Regions from separate parts of the Homo sapiens genome. Here region 1 is linked to region 2. A link is a loop called in an ENCODE intact Hi-C map of the cell type or tissue named here. Cell type or tissue: natural killer cell. All regions are shown on one strand. Links, peaks and the distances in the headings refer to the core of each region. The heading gives the core; the rest is flanking DNA.

Region 1 (2,917 bases), core at 203-2,702, 71 kb after region 2:
CAAGTCTGTCCCTATAGGCAAAATAAGTGGGTATACAAACAAAATAAATTCCATATTCTCTCCAGCCCTGGGAATCTGGAATCTGATGCACCTGCTCTGGGTAAGTGGGGCAACCTGCCAGAATGCACAGGCCTAAACAGTCTTTAAAAAAAAAATAAGATGGGGTTTTGCTATGTGCCCAAGCTGGTCTTGAACTCCTGGGCTCAAGCCTAAACAGCCTTATCTTTGCATTTTCATGAAGATCTTTGAATGGATGGTAAACTTTTGCCAGACCAAATTAAATGACTTATTAGTGAGACAAGGCCTCTTCATTAATTTTCCAAATAAAAGTATCTTGCAGGTTTTAAGTAAGAATCACAAGCAGAGTACTAAGAAGTTTAACTAAAAGATGTTCTTGTATGGTGTCATTTTCTTAAAATAGAACACTCCTAAAATCTCCTAAAAATAAGTCTGCTGTAGTTTCATTTCATTTTCTAAGAAGGAGATAAACATATCAAAACACACACTTAGCTTCTTTTTTAAAGAGTCTCTGTTACATGGGACTCACAGATCAAAGTCTAAAAGGGCCAATTTCTTCACTTCAGAGGTCAATGACACAGCTTTGAAAAAGAGGAAAAACAGTCCCTCTAGTGTACTGGGGCTGTAGAAAGAGGAAGTATATTAGTTGAGAATCACTGACGAAGACACTATTGCCAAAGGAAATTACAAAACGACATTTTGGCAACACGGGCCAAGCAGACAGATTCTTCACACACGACCATAACTGGCCTTTTGGTGAGTTACTCCAAAAGGTGACTGAGGTCAAAATTATGAGCCAATGTGGAATGATTATGACTTAGTCATTTTCAAATTAAAAAAAAATTTAAAACAGAGTTGCAGTTAAAATAACATTTTCCTAATACAGTGTGTTGAAAAGGAACTGGATGTATTAATCTAAAGAACAGAAACAGTGAGGACACAAATAAGCATTATGTGACAGGACAGCCCTCATCTTTTTATCTTGGCAAGAAGCCATAACAATACACATTCTTACATGAAAGAAGACTCGGACTCTTGAAGAATTATCTTCTGCAGCAGCAGCAGCAGCAGAAATCTTAACACAGTATCCCCCACACTTGTGAAATTATGGGAACCACTACAGAAACTCAAGTCTGCCTAATTTGATTACACCCTGACCCATGGGAAAAGCAGATGTGTGCTGTGTATAACGAAATAAGTGATAGATAGGCCTTACCAGGTAAGCCCTGGCGTCCTTAGAGGTCTCCCCAAGACAAGAGGAACTGAGAGAACTCACTTGTTCAATCATGGGTGCAGTGCAAGCTTAATCTGAATTAAAGGAAATGTAACCTTTTCCCCTCTTAACCACATCTGATTGTTCATTTCTACTTTAATGCCCGAGGTAAGGGAACCTGTGAGATAGTCATCATCCTTCTCCCTGACACAGTATCTGACAAATGTAAGTAACCAAGGGCTTCCTCTTTTTGTTAAAATGCTATCCTTCTTACCTCTTTTATCACTTCATAGTTCCTAAGTACCCCTACTGACAGGCACTGGACAGCTATGCAAACATGATACACTCACTCAGCCTCCATCTACATTTGCCCATCCTTTTGATGCTGAAATAATAAGCAAGATGTTTTTAGATTGAGAGGCAAATAAGCCTTTCAGGAAAGCAAGCGCTACTTATGTGAGACTATCCATTACCTAGCAAATGACCTTTTAAAAAAGATCAATTTAAAGAAGAAAATGGAAAACAAAAACCTCTAGAACTGTGGCTACTAATTACCTCTCTACTAACTAGCTGTGTGATCTTAAGAAAGTCATTAGCTTTTCCAAAAATCAGGTTTTTCACCAGTAAAATAAGAGGGTTGAACTAGATCAGAAAACTTCATCCTAACTATACATTAGAATCACCTAAGAAACTTGAAAAAAAAAAACAAAACACAAAACCATCAATGCTAAGCCACACACAAGCCAAATTATATCAAATTCTCTGGGTATTTGTATTTTTCAGAAGTTCCCAGGTAATTCAAACATGCAACCAGGGCTGAGAACCACTGATTTAGATTCTGATCTCTAAGTCCTCTTTTCTAATTCTTTCATTTTATGATGTTAGGGTGATAATTTTGGTTACAAGGTCTCATAATGCAATGGCCCAAATAGCCTGAAAAGAAGTAAGGCCCTGCATACCGTGCCCTTTATGCACACATGACTAGGAGACGTTAACCTGAATTCTAGACATTTTTGGAAGTTAAAAATCCTCTTACATTACTCAGAATGAAAGTAGTGTGGTTTAAATGCACATGCGTGCTTCCAAAATGACTAATCATGACAAGAATCAACTCCTAAACTTGGACACTTGGAAATGGGTCACAATTAGCTCCTGATCTCTCCCTTTTCCCTCTTCTTCCACTAAACCACAAGCACACACAAAAAAAGGTTGCCTATTAGTCATAATCAAAATATAAAACCAGCTCCAGTTTCAAAGGGCCTTCTCCATCATCAAAGATTTGAAAGTTCCTGCATGGCTGCATCTTTTGATGAAGATCATCTTATAAAAACTCTAACAAAATTATATCCCTTTAGTCGTCAAGGATTAGTTGTCATGTGACACTCAGAAATGGAATTGGTAAAAAATTTTAAGGTAAAAGAATCATAAAATGTGTGCCCTGTATTAAGCATATTAAGCCTTGAGAATTTCAATTTACAGTATTTTCTAAGATTTTAGTTGAAGAGAAATGAGATAGCAGAGAAGGGTAAAAAAAAAAAACCATAAGACAAAAAAACGATGACATAAAACCATAAAGTTTATGACTAGTCCCAAAATCTGTATTGCAAGTCCTACAAACTATATGAAAATGTATCTAGCCCAATCTCAATTCGCGGCTACTTTTGGTAATACCATTATCTCATGTAA
Region 2 (2,917 bases), core at 273-2,772:
GCTGGTTTCTGGCTTTGTGTTCTGTATTGTGTCACCGAACCCAGCAGCACCTCGAGAAACTACTGATTCACATGTTCACAAGGAGCTCATCAAACTTAAATGTAACGCAATTTTTTCAAGTGGTGCTAAACTAGACAATTAAGGAAGACAAAAACAGGTAACAGAAAAATAGCCTCTCCACTTTCTATGTGTTCTCTCAATACCTCAATTTATTTTATTTCTTTCACAGCTGCGGAAAACCTCATTAAGGGAAGATATAAAGTTGTAAACTAAAATGAAGGACAGAGGCAATGTTGCTGCTCAATGCCCAGAAACTCTCTCCCTCTGCAGAAGTCTGCATCTCTCCCAGTCCATTCCTACATGTCAGAAAGATCTGCAGGTCCATTTACACAGCCTCCTTATTCGGAACAGGGGGATTTAAATAGAGGTGCTTCAGTGGGACCACCTGGGAGGATGTTGCAGAGCTGCCCAGGTGCCAGGGTCCTGTAACCTCTCAAATTCTTCCAGGGATGCAAATCAGGCTGGATGGACACAGAACATGAAGTCCTTCTCCAGAACACAGCACTTGTGAGTGGCTGCTAGGCTGGGTGGTCTTTGCTTCCTGTGGTTTCTCACCTGGCATATGTCAAAGGAAGGTCCCTTATTCTCTGATCCTCATCCTCACAAACTTCCAGAGCACACCCTGGAGACCTCCATCCCTATTTAAAGGAGGAGGCCACTTCCCAGGATGCACAGTGGTGAAGTGGTGAAGGGCTGGTCTGGTCTAGTCACCGCCTTCCTGAGAATCTAGGATACTAGCATGTGAGTGCTGAAAAAACACTCTAAGATGCTTGGTCTCTTGCCTCATGCACCCCCCACCCCAGCCCAGTTCCACTGGGCTCAACACACAGGGTTTGTTCTATTCCCGAAGGTTTAACCTGTAAGGATGCTGGGTTTACCCTTCCCCTCAGCTAAATGAGCTCTCTAGAGCATACGAAACAGTGATCTCCTGTTTAGAGATCTAGTGAATAAATGCCAAAGAAGTGGACATCTGACATCTGTATTCTCTGTGAGATCAAACTAACACTTGATGTGTGCATACTGCACAAGCTCACCACCCCCAACATCTATGAACAACATCGATACACTAGGTAACACACAGACTGGGACCTGGGCACAAGGATCACTTCAATCTCCAGGTCTTCCTCCCCAGAAGCAGGCAGAGGCACAGAGGTGCTAGTCACATTTCAGAAGCAGCCCATGAACCCAGCCCTCAGAACAATCTGTCTTCTCACTCCCCAGATGGAGGGCTTGCTTCCCTAGCTGAGGAGTGACAAGCTTAATCCCGCTTTGTGCGGGAAGACTGACAAGATTACCACACAACCAATCCAGAGTAGAAACAGCTTTCTTTTTTTCTGAGAAGTCTTATCAAGGAAACTAGTTCTTATACACAAAAGCTGTGCTTTCTAAAAATCTTCCTCCAGTCATCGTAACCAACTCATCATTCATAACCCAGCCCAATCCCTCTGACAGAGGCAGTAGGTCAGCATGGTCCAGAAAACATGAATTCTGCTGTATCTAACTGCCTGTAATTCACACAGCCTTACTTACCACCATCCACCTCTACTAACCACGAGGGCTTCCCCCATTATGCAACTGTACAAGTGGCCAATCGTTTCGCCACCCCTGCTGCAAGGTGCAATGCTATGACAGGATGTGCCTCTCTAGCAGAAAGGCAAGGCACCTCCCAGCACCTCCTGCAGCTCAGCTCCTGACATGTCTAAAGACACTTCTTGTTATAGAATCATGACATTTTATTCTTTTTGTGACACATTTAAAACAAACAAAATTACACAGAATATAACAAACACCTGTGTACCCACTGCTCGACTTTAGCAAATCTTAGTATTGTGCCGTATTTGCTTCAAAAAATTTTAACGAAGCAAAATATTCCAGATACAGGTGAAATACCCTTCGTATTCCCTCTCCTCATTCCATCTCTTTTCTACCTTTCTCAGAAGCAACCACGACCACTATCCCAAAGCTAGTATTTATTATTATTATTATTTTTTTTTGAGATGGAGTCTTGCTCTGTTGCCCAGGCCACAGTACAGTGGTGTGATCTCCGCTCACTGCAACCTCCCGGGTTCAAGAAATTCTCATGCCTCAGCCTTCCAAGTAACTGGGATTACAGGCGCCTGCCACCACACCCAGCTAATTTTTGTATTTTTAGTAGAGATGAGGTTTTGCCATGTTGGCCAGACTGGTCTTGAACTTCTGGCCTCAAGTGTTATCTGCCTGCCTCAGCCTCCCAAAGTGCTGGGATTACAGGTGTGAGCCACCATGCCCGCCATATTTATTATTTTATAAAATTTTAAATTCTTATATGAATATATATATACATGCACACAATGTATATATCAATACCTTATATATAAAATACAAAAACATTATATATAAAATACATAATACTGCTCGCATATTTTTAAACTTTATATAAAAGGTATACCATCCATATTGTTATATACTTGCATTTTTTGCTTAACTTTAAAAAATATTTATTCTTAAGTTTCAAATATATGCAGAAGTAGAAAGACTGTTATAATAAACCCACCCCCATGTACTCATCATCCAGCCTCATGATCCATCTTATCTGTATTAAGATTCACATCTATCCCCTACCCACTCATTCCCCTCCTGACCCTCTAATCACTCTGAAACAAATCCCATACGTGCAAAAAGTTTAAAGGTCTCATGCCTGTTGGAGTTGGCTTTCTAAAGAGAAGCCAAGGCAGAAGGGGGAAGGAAGGACCCAAGTACACAACCTCAAGCACCCTAGATATTATGGCTCAAATCATTAGCAGATGGATCAAACAGGCAAAGAGGAATGCCAGCTGTAGTCAGGCCCAGTAGTCTGAGTGTGAGTTTCTCCTTTCCC

Evidence for each region. A loop is a pair of places that touch in the nucleus more often than their neighbours do. Peaks named below come from ENCODE experiments on the same cell type or tissue, not always from the same donor. Only the 100,000 strongest peaks of a DNase experiment are listed, where the experiment ranks them.
Region 1: it touches region 2 in a loop (2.2-fold over the local background); 11 of 110 quality-filtered maps call a loop at or near these places.

What each region holds. Positions count from the first base shown.
Region 1 is chr6:108,563,811-108,566,727 of GRCh38, reverse strand. All of the region lies in intron 1 of FOXO3 (forkhead box O3), which reads right to left. Among named protein-coding and RNA genes, the nearest start is that of FOXO3, 4.4 kb to the right of the region's middle. RefSeq lists an enhancer at 1,028-1,097. In natural killer cell, for the core only: no CTCF peak of the experiment used is centred there; DNase peaks (open chromatin) are centred at 677 and 1,377; H3K27ac peaks cover 1,647 bases.
Region 2 is chr6:108,634,432-108,637,348 of GRCh38, reverse strand. The region is part of intron 1 of FOXO3 (forkhead box O3); the gene reads right to left. Among named protein-coding and RNA genes, the nearest start is that of FOXO3, 75 kb to the right of the region's middle. In natural killer cell, for the core only: no CTCF peak of the experiment used is centred there; a DNase peak (open chromatin) is centred at 1,658.